Linked DNA regions of Homo sapiens: region 1 is linked to region 2. A link is a contact called in ENCODE Hi-C or POLR2A ChIA-PET data. All regions are on one chromosome and are shown on one strand. The core of a region is the stretch at or near the end of the contact, and the rest is flanking DNA. Distances in the headings are between cores, read along the strand shown. Region 1 holds the start of SUCLA2-AS1 (SUCLA2 antisense RNA 1). Region 2 holds the start of ZC3H13 (zinc finger CCCH-type containing 13).

Region 1 (4,430 bases), core at 1,252-3,751, 1.9 Mb before region 2:
TTTAATCATGAATGAATGTTGGAATTTGTAAGATGCTTTTTTTGTTTTTTTTTTTTTTGAGATGGAGTTTCACTCCTGTTGCCCAGGCTGGAGTGCAATGGCACGATCTCGGCTCACTGCAACCTCTGCCTCCCTGGTTCAAATGATTCTCCTGCCTCAGCCTCCTGAATAGCTGGAATTACAGGCACATGCCACCACACCCAGCTAATTGTGTATTTTTAGTAGAGACGGGGTTTCTCTGTGTTGGTCAGGCTAGTCTCAAACTTCTGACCTCAGATGATCTGTCTGCCTCGGCCTCGCAAAGTGCTGGGATTACAGGCGTGAGCTACCATGCCTGGCCTGTTTTTTTTTTTTTTTTGTAATGGGGGTCTCATTATGTCACTCAGGCTGGAGTGCAGGGGCACGATCACGGTTCACTGCAGCCTGGACCTCCTGGGCTCAAGTGATTTCCCCCCCATCTCAGTCTCTGGAGTAGCTGGGACCACAGGTGTACACCACCATGACTGGCTAATTTTAAAATTATTTATAGAAATGAAGTCTTGCTATGTGGCCCAACCAGTTTGGTCTCAAACTCCTGGGTTCAAGCAATCCTCCCACCTCGGCCTCCCAAAGTGTTTGGATTACAGGCATGAACCATTGTGCCCAGCTACTTTTTTTGTTTTGATCGAAATTATCATGTGATTTTTCTAACTTAATATAGTGCATTACACATATTTTCAAATATTAAAACAAACTTACATCTCTGGAATATATCCCACTTGGTCATATTGTACAATTCTTTTTATATATTTCTGAATTATATTTGCTAATATTTTGCTATGGATTTTTCCATCAATATTCATGAGAAGTGTTGGTATTTTTTTCTTTTTGTACGGTCTTTTGCTGGCTTTGGTAGTGGGGTGATTCTAACTTCATACAGTACATTGGCAACTGTTCCTTCCTCTTCTATCTTCTGGAAGAGGCTGTATGGAATTGGTGTTAATTCTTGTGTAAACATTTTATAGAATTCATCAGTGAAAGCTTTTGGGCCTGGAGATCTCAGGTTTTTTTTTTTTTTAGTTTAAAAATTACAATTACAATTTTCTCTAGTTAGAGGACTATTTAAATTACCTTTTCATATTAGGTTATTTGTAGTAATTTGTGCCTTCTGAAGAATTCGCTCATCTTGTCAAAGTTGTCAAATTTATGTTATGTGGTGTTATTTATGGCATTCCTTTTTGGTGTCTGAAGGTTCTGTAATTATATTCCCTGGTATGTTCCTCACATTGGTAATTTGTGTCTTCTCTTTTTCTTTTTTCTTTGCAGTCTTGCTGGAGGTTTGTTAAATTTATTTATCTTTTCAAAAACCAGATCCTTGGCTGGGTGTGGTTGCCCACACCTGTCATCCCAGCACTTTGGGAGACTGAGGCAGGAGGATCGCTTGAACCCACGAGTTGGAGACCAGCCTGGGCAACATAGAGAGATTCTGTCCCTAAAAAAATAAAATAAAAAAATCAACCAAGCCTGGTGACACACATCTGTGGTCCCAAACTACTCCAGAGGCTGAGGTGGGAGGATCCCTTGAGCATGGGAGGTTGAGGCTGCAGTGAGCTGTGATCGCGTCACTGCACTCCAGCCTGGGTGACAGACCAAGACCCTGTCAATCAGTCAATCAATCAATCAATAGCTTCCCTGGAGACTCCAGCCTGCCACCAGCTTTGGTAACTAGTGGCCGACTGTCAGGCCTCTGAGCCCAAGCCTGCACGTGTACATCCAGATGGCCTGAAGCAAGTGAAGAATCACAAAAGAAGGGAAATTGGCCGGTTCCTGCCTTAACTGATGACATTCCACCATTGTGATTTGTTCCTGCCCCACCTTAACTGAGTGATTAACCTTGTGAAATTCCTTCTCCTGGCTCAGAACCTCCCCCACTGAGCACCTTGTGACCCCCGCCCCTGCCCGTAAGAGAAAAACCCCCTTTGTAATTTTCCGCTACCCATCCAAATCCTATAAAACAGCCCCACCCCTATCTCCCTTTGCTGACTCTCTTTTCGGACTCAGCCCGCCTGCACCCAGTTAAAATAAACAGCCTTATTGCTCACACCCTGTTTGGCGGTGTCTTCACACGGATGCGCGTGACACCGATCTCTTTGAGCATCAGAAGCGCATGACACCGACCATCTTCTCTTTGAGCATCACAAGCGCGTTACACCGACCATCTTCTCTTTGAGCATCACAAATGGTTTTATTCATTGCTGTAGGCCAAGGGCTCAAGGCTGTTTAGCACGAAGTAGACACTGGGTAATCATTTCTTGAATGAAACACATTTTACAGATGAGGCAACTGAGGCTGAGAGAAGTTAAGATCACCCAAGTGGCGGCGCTGGTCACCTTTACATTGCAATTCACTAGGAAGTGTTCAGGTTGCTCTGACCGCAGGGCAGATATTGGGGCTGCGGTGCCCAGTTCCAAAGGTCAAAGCTTGCTCCGCGCCCGCCAGGGAGCTGGTCTAGCGGCTGCAGTGTTAACCCGAGGCCCCGCCCCCAACGGGTGGCGCGAGGCGGGGCGTAGGTGAGCGCTGCAGAGAGGCTGCGCCTTGGGCCGCCTGTCGCCTGTGCGCCTGCGCGCGGCGCCGAGGGGACGGGGTCCGACTCAGAAATGGCGGCCTCCATGTTCTACGGCAGGCTAGTGGCCGTGGCCACCCTTCGGAACCACCGGCCTCGGACGGCCCAGCGGGCTGCTGCTCAGGTAATGCCTTCCAGTCCGCTGTCGTCTCGAGGGTCGGCAGGAGAAAGGGTGAGGTGTGAGGGGTCCCGTGGCCCGGCTCGGGGTCACTTCGCCGGCAGTGACATTTTCTGGGTGCCCTGCAAGGCCCTCGGGCGACTTGCCTGGGAGTGCTGCTCGCCAGGACTACGAGCGAGCCCATGTTTGCGCGGCTCTGACCCAGCCCTTAGTCCGCGAGGATCCCCGGCGGCCCGGCCGTGGCTGCTCCTGCAGTTTCTAAGAGATGGGCGGGAGCAGGTGGGCTCTGAGTGGAGGTGAGGGGGTCAGGACATTTTCTGCTGCCATTCCGGCGTCTGGCACGGTGGGCTGAGACTTGCGCCGCCCCTTTTTGGGCAGGGGGGAATGCCCTTCAAAAGTACTTTTGTGTTTCTTGGGAGCTGTCATAGGTGGGAATGTCAGAGGACCAGCGGTGCTTACTGACTTGCCTTTTGTGGGGCAAGGTAGGGAAGTTTCCCCTCTCCTCCAAGTAGTTGTATACTGTTCTACTTGTTAATAGCAGTAATAAGATTATGTTTTCTACCTAACCAGTTGGAGAGGTAAGAAAATAATCTTTTGTATAGCCTTATTTCTGGATAGGCTATAGCATAATAGTTACTGGCCTTGTTTTGAATATTTGATGTGTGCCAGGTAATGTGCTAAGCGCTTTACGTGTAGTTTCTCAGGTTTTTCAGCAACTGTGAGGAAGTCATTCAACACCTGCATCATTGTTGAACATATTATGGTTAAGAGAACAAGTAATTTGGACTAGGTCATATAGGAGGTAAGATCAAAGCTGAGATTTAATCCCAGAGGTGTCTGGTTCTAAAGCCGTGTACTTGAGTTGGCTCCACAACTTCGAAAACAAACATCTTCCTTCCAACTTTGACAACAAAAAACTGTGGAAGGGCATTATTGGTGTCCTAAGTCAATTCCAGAGTTTTGGGTTTTTTTCTGAAGTAACTCTTCATACATGTCATAGTATGAATTGATTTAGGGCCCTCCCGCCCCTACCTTTTTTTTTTTTTTTCATTTTTATTGAAGTTGTTCATACTTTCAGCCTAGGGGTAGTGAGTTCTGTGAGTTTGCTTCCCGATAGAAGTGACTTTTTGACCTTGAACTTCCTTCTTATGAATCTTAGAAGAGTGCTATTTAGTTTTTAGAAAATGGGGAATTTAGTGACAAATACGTTTTCATTCTAGTCAAAATCTTTATCTTTTTGGAAGTTCATTTAAAAGCCTTCATTTCTCCTTATGGAAATTTCCAATATTATTTTCTTTATAACAGTTGCTGTCTTCTACCCTGGTATTAAGAAATGCAGCTCTAGAGTTTGGAAGGACCTTAGTCCAACCCTTTGCTTTTGTAGATGAGGACATAGAAGTACGGAGTCTTAAGAAACTCGTTCAAGGTCACACATTTAATTTAGCAATTTGTTTTCCACATTTTTTTTTTTTTTTCCTTGAGACGGAGTCTTGCTCTGTCGCCCAGGCTGGAGTGCAGTGGCGCGATCTTGGCTCACTGCAAGCTCCGCCTCCCGGGTTCATGCCATTCTCCTGCCTCAGCCTCCCTAGTAGCTGGGACTGCAGGCGCCTGCCACCACGTCCGGCTAATTTTTTGTATTTTTAGTAAAGACGGGGTTTCACCGTGTTAGCCAGGACGGTCTCGATCTCCTGACCTCGTGATCCTCCCGCC
Region 2 (4,881 bases), core at 1,459-3,958:
GATTCCCAGGGCCACCATGGAAGGTTGTGCAGGTTGTACACTACACTAATCTAGGGCATGCCATTTGCATCAAGTGTTTTTTAGTGTTAGCCTGTTCCCAAGAGTATAGCTCATAACACATTACAGTTGATTGTCTTTAATATATATTACACACACAAAACTTGTGACAAACTCTTAACAAAAAGTTTTGATTAATTTTTGCTGAAAGATATTTAGTGAGTAACTCCTATCTACACACAGTGGGAGGACAGACTGATTTTGCCCTTTTGAAGTTTGAAGGGAGATGGGAAAAGAGGAGCATAAAATAAACCTGTAACCAGGCATCAGAAAACTACAGCCTGAAGGCCAAATCCAGGTTTTTCCTTTTTTTTTTTTTTTTAATGATTAGAAAAAAACAAAAAGAGGCCAGGTGCTGTGGCTCATGCCTGTAATACCAGCACTTTGGGAGGCTGAGGCAGGAGGATCACTTGAGGTCAGGAGTTCGAGACCAGACTGGCCAACATGGTGAAACCCTGTCTCTACTAAAAATACAAAAATTAGCTGGGCATGGTGGCAGGCGCCTGTAATGCCAGCTACTTGGTTGGCTAATGCATAAGAATTACTTGAACCTGGGAGGTGGGGGTGGCAATGAGCTGAGATTGTGCAACTGCACTCTAGCCTGGGTGACAGAGTGAGACTCCATCTCAAAAAAGGTCGAAACTGTATTTATCATGAACACTAAAATATGTACACATTTTAGTTAACATGCATTAAACTGTAACAAGTCTTCTGGCAATTGTAGCTTTCATGAGATGCTTCCCAAACTGTATTAGATAGATGCTAAAATTATAAATTAAAATTTTGGGTCAGACTTTGCCATAAACCTGGACTCAATTTAGCACCCCCCCAAAAAAAGTCAGATTATTCAATTAATGCGGTTGGAAAACCTAACAAGTTACCTAGAAAAAAATTAATTGGATTATTAACATGTCTTTCACCAAAGTAAATTCCAGGTACAGCATATATTTTCATATGAAAACCCTGCATAAACCAAGTTGAAATCTCAGTAAGGAGAAAAAATTCTTGTGAAAGGAGAAATGAATGAAAGGAGAAAAAAAGGTCTACATGCCAAACAAAGCTAATAACACTAATGTCGTTTTTATAAGCAATTGATAAAATGAACCAAGTAGACAAATGAGGAAGGACAATTGATAGGAAATATAAAGATAGCCAATAAATATGCCAAACAAATGTGCAACTCACTGATAATCAAAAAACATAAATTAAGACAGTTGGATATTATTTTTCGCCCATAAAATTATCAGAATTCATAATTCCTATTGATGGTATGGGAAGGGGAAATGGGCAAATTCATACCCTGCTTGTGGAAGTATAAATGAATTCAGTTCTTTTGACGTCCATTTGGGAACATGCCGTAATTGCAAAAAGTACAGAGCCTTAGACTAGCAAATCTATTCTAGGGAAGAATATTCTAAAGAGACAAAGAAGCAATTATGTATAAACAAGGGTACTCATTGTAAAGTTGTTTATATTAGTTAAAAACTGAAAAAAATCTAAAGGTATACAAACAAATAAACATTTAAATCAAACAATTCCCAGTTTGTAAATTAATTTGAAACGTCTGTATTTCAACAATTTCTTTCTTCTTCTTTTAGACCTAGCTCCTGGAGGTGGGGACGATTGGATCTATGATTTGGGCATCAAATATTCGTTTACAATTGAACTTCGAGATACGGGCACATACGGATTCTTGCTGCCGGAGCGTTACATCAAACCCACCTGTAGAGAAGCTTTTGCCGCTGTCTCTAAAATAGCTTGGCATGTCATTAGGAATGTTTAATGCCCCTGATTTTATCATTCTGCTTCCGTATTTTAATTTACTGATTCCAGCAAGACCAAATCATTGTATCAAATTATTTTTAAGTTTTATCCGTAGTTTTGATAAAAGATTTTCCTATTCCTTGGTTCTGTCAGAGAACCTAATAAGTGCTACTTTGCCATTAAGGCAGACTAGGGTTCATGTCTTTTTACCCTTTAAAAAAAATTGTAAAAGTCTAGTTACCTACTTTTTCTTTGATTTTCGACGTTTGACTAGCCATCTCAAGCAAGTTTCGACGTTTGACTAGCCATCTCAAGCAAGTTTAATCAATGATCATCTCACGCTGATCATTGGATCCTACTCAACAAAAGGAAGGGTGGTCAGAAGTACATTAAAGATTTCTGCTCCAAATTTTCAATAAATTTCTGCTTGTGCCTTTAGAAATACAACCATGCATTCCGTTTGCTCCACGGTAATTAGGCGATGGCCCAGAAAGGGGAGGGGTGTCAAAAACGACAAACATAGCCTCTCATTCCAGCTCAGCTGCTCAATAAACACTGTTGAACGAATGAATGAGTGGCTCTAGGTACTGTCAACAAATGCCGCATTTTGCGCATTTACAACAGCTGTTTATGGTAAGGAATTATGTAATAAAAAGAGAAAACTCACTTAAATTCACTTTTAATTGGGAATTTTAGTTCTCCCGGGCTCCCAGTTTCCTTTCCTAGGATCTCTCACAGAGCACAGATTCGATTTCCAAGTCCCGCCGCACTCTTACCGCTCGCATGGAACCTTACGCCTAGAGGGCGTGTCCACGAAGGGTGGTGTCTGCGCACTGACGACTAATCTGACGGCCGGAAGCTGCCTGGGTCTACAGAGGAACAGGGCAAACCTCTGACTTCCGGCGGCATTTTGAGGCGGTCCTCCTAGCGGCCTGGTAGTGTTTTTGTTGCCTTTTCTTAATCTACAATCTCTTCGTTATTTTTCTTCCTGCGACCCAGTTTCGCTTGACCCTGGAGAGGCGGCGGGCGGGTTGGTTCTGCTTCTCAGCCATCCCGGGGGCTCCTCGCTAGCCAAGAGCCGGTTCCCGGGAGCCGCGCGCGCATCGCTTTCTCCTCGTCGTCGTCCTCCTGGGTCCAGGCGCGGGGACAGAGTCGCCTCCCCCGCTCCTCGGAGCGGCGGCGGCGGTGGTGCCTCCGGACTGCACTTGCGAAGGGAGCTTGGGGAGGAAGTAAGCGTTCTGTGAATTGGTGTGGGTATCTGGGGAAGGCATTGAGCGGACCCGTAATGCGGAGGCCCGGGTTACCCCCCCCCGTCTTTGCTTGAGTCACTGGGATTTTGAGCTTTCCTTGAGCATCCCACCCTTAACTCTGCAATAGCCCCCTGTGCTCAGGCGTAATTTCTCACTCTGATTATGATTCTGGCATTTGTCTAAGGGCGATAAGTAGACTCAGACAATAGGCTGTACCCCTCGTTACCATTTGATGTAAGCACGGGAACCCTTGTATGGTGTTCGTATTTGTGTGCGATGGAAGGGTGCAGCAATTTGGGCTTAAATTTAGAATCTTCCTCTATACTCATTCCAGATCTGTTAGAGAAAAACATCTTACTTGTGATTGGTCTTGTTTTTTTTTTTTTCCCTCAGCAGTGATAACGATTTAGGTCCTGGGAATTGAGTGCTACTTTATCTTCACAAGCCTTAGGTAGGTAGTTTTGGCAACTGTCAGAAACGGGGGAAAGTGGAATAGAAAGAAGAGAGTCTGTTTGGCGGCATTATCTCTCTGTAATAGGCTAACGCAATTTATGTGGTTTGAAAATTATTTAGAGTTGATAATACTTGAATTATGTTGGTAAGATGTTGTTTGTGAAGGGTAGTCTTAAGGTATTTGGTTATACTATGGGGCTTTCAGGTAATTCGAACTACTTTGAAAATTATGGGAGTATGAAGTCTCTTAAGATTTTTGGATTTTTAAAGTAGTTTTAAAAATTTGGAAAACATCTTTACACCTCAAGTTTTCGAAGTCCGCGATACCGTTGGAGAATAAATACTTATGCAGTTCAGTCTATGGGTATATGGTGCCAGTTAGCGGGGTCTAGTTCTGTAACATTTGAAATTACTGGCTTTAGTACAATATATTGGAGCGTTTTGTGAATACAATCTATAGATTTTCAAATAATTTTTATTTTCTTAATGAACTATTTAGATTATAACAGATGACAGTTTCAACTAGAGACTAGCAAAGTTGATGCAAGCTTGTAACAATTGCGGCTTTAAAAATAGTTGCACTCTGAAACTAAGGCTTTCACTCTGTGCATCTGGTAGGATTCAGTTTTATCAAATGTATGCCTCTTACTGGCTTCCTGATTACTGGTCATTCTAAATGAACATTGCATATTTTGAGATTTGCAAGCTTATGTGATTTTCATATTTGTAATATGAATTTAACATACTAAAAATCCAGCAAGTGGATGGTATCTTAACATCTTTACAAATTATTAAAATTGTAATATCATCAGTATTTATAATATGCATTGGCATTTACATAGAGGAAACACATTGTTTAACTTAAATTTACTTAGAGAGTTGGTTTTCAGTGGATGATAGTCTTCCTCACCTCCTCATCTCTCCCAACTCCATCTCATATAGAGGTGGAGCTATTTCTCCAGCTGTTAGTAGTAGTTGAAGCATTAACTGCTGTTGATATAGAAAGAGTCTTTTATTCTTTTTTTTTTGTATTTTTGTATGATGCAGTTCTTTTTACTTCACTTTAGAGTAGCTACCAGCATGGGATGTTTTCTGTGCACAGTCTTTTTAACAAATTGTTTTTTCTGCATAGTACTGCAGTGTTGCTTTGCTAATTCCTATGTAGTCAGCTTAGTTCTGTCAGTTGTATTTGGAATTTAGTTTGGAATTGTTTTAGCATTAAATTTACGGAAGCAATCTGAAAGTTTGTTTTAGAAAGTTCTTTTTAAAAAATTCTCTCAAACTATGCATCAAATAAAGTTAATTTTTCTTTCTAAAAATATGAAGTATAAATGTGAAGATACCTTATTTTTAGTAT

The links. A loop is a pair of places that touch in the nucleus more often than their neighbours do. ChIA-PET counts read pairs that join two places held with the same protein, here RNA polymerase II (POLR2A). Pooled maps may share reads with other maps.
Region 1: a map of B cell shows a loop between it and region 2 (7-fold over the local background). The contact joins the promoter of SUCLA2-AS1 here to the promoter of ZC3H13 in region 2. A Hi-C loop is called at or near these places in 2 of 168 maps with a recorded cell type or tissue (B cell and naive thymus-derived CD4-positive, alpha-beta T cell) and 5 of 50 pooled maps. POLR2A ChIA-PET finds 5 or more read pairs at or near these places in 1 of 52 experiments (HepG2).

Annotation. Positions count from the first base shown.
Region 1 is chr13:47,999,476-48,003,905 of GRCh38, reverse strand. SUCLA2-AS1 (SUCLA2 antisense RNA 1) reads right to left here and starts at 2,501. Exons shown (of 2, transcript NR_189308.1): 1 at 2,084-2,501; 2 at 1,215-1,471. It overlaps SUCLA2 (succinate-CoA ligase ADP-forming subunit beta), which reads left to right and starts at 2,633. Exons shown (of 11, transcript NM_003850.3): 1 at 2,633-2,726. The coding sequence starts at 2,637. RefSeq lists enhancers at 1-421, 1,093-2,292, 2,669-2,858, 2,879-2,928, 2,949-2,998 and a silencer at 2,439-2,548.
Region 2 is chr13:46,050,573-46,055,453 of GRCh38, reverse strand. ZC3H13 (zinc finger CCCH-type containing 13) reads left to right here and starts at 2,708. Exons shown (of 19, transcript NM_001330564.2): 1 at 2,708-3,050. CPB2 (carboxypeptidase B2) reads left to right here. Exons shown (of 11, transcript NM_001872.5): 11 at 1,656-2,268. The coding sequence ends at 1,840. It overlaps CPB2-AS1 (CPB2 antisense RNA 1), which reads right to left and starts at 2,606. Exons shown (of 3, transcript NR_046227.1): 1 at 2,489-2,606. RefSeq lists enhancers at 2,543-2,742, 2,753-2,922, 2,452-2,987, 2,988-3,524.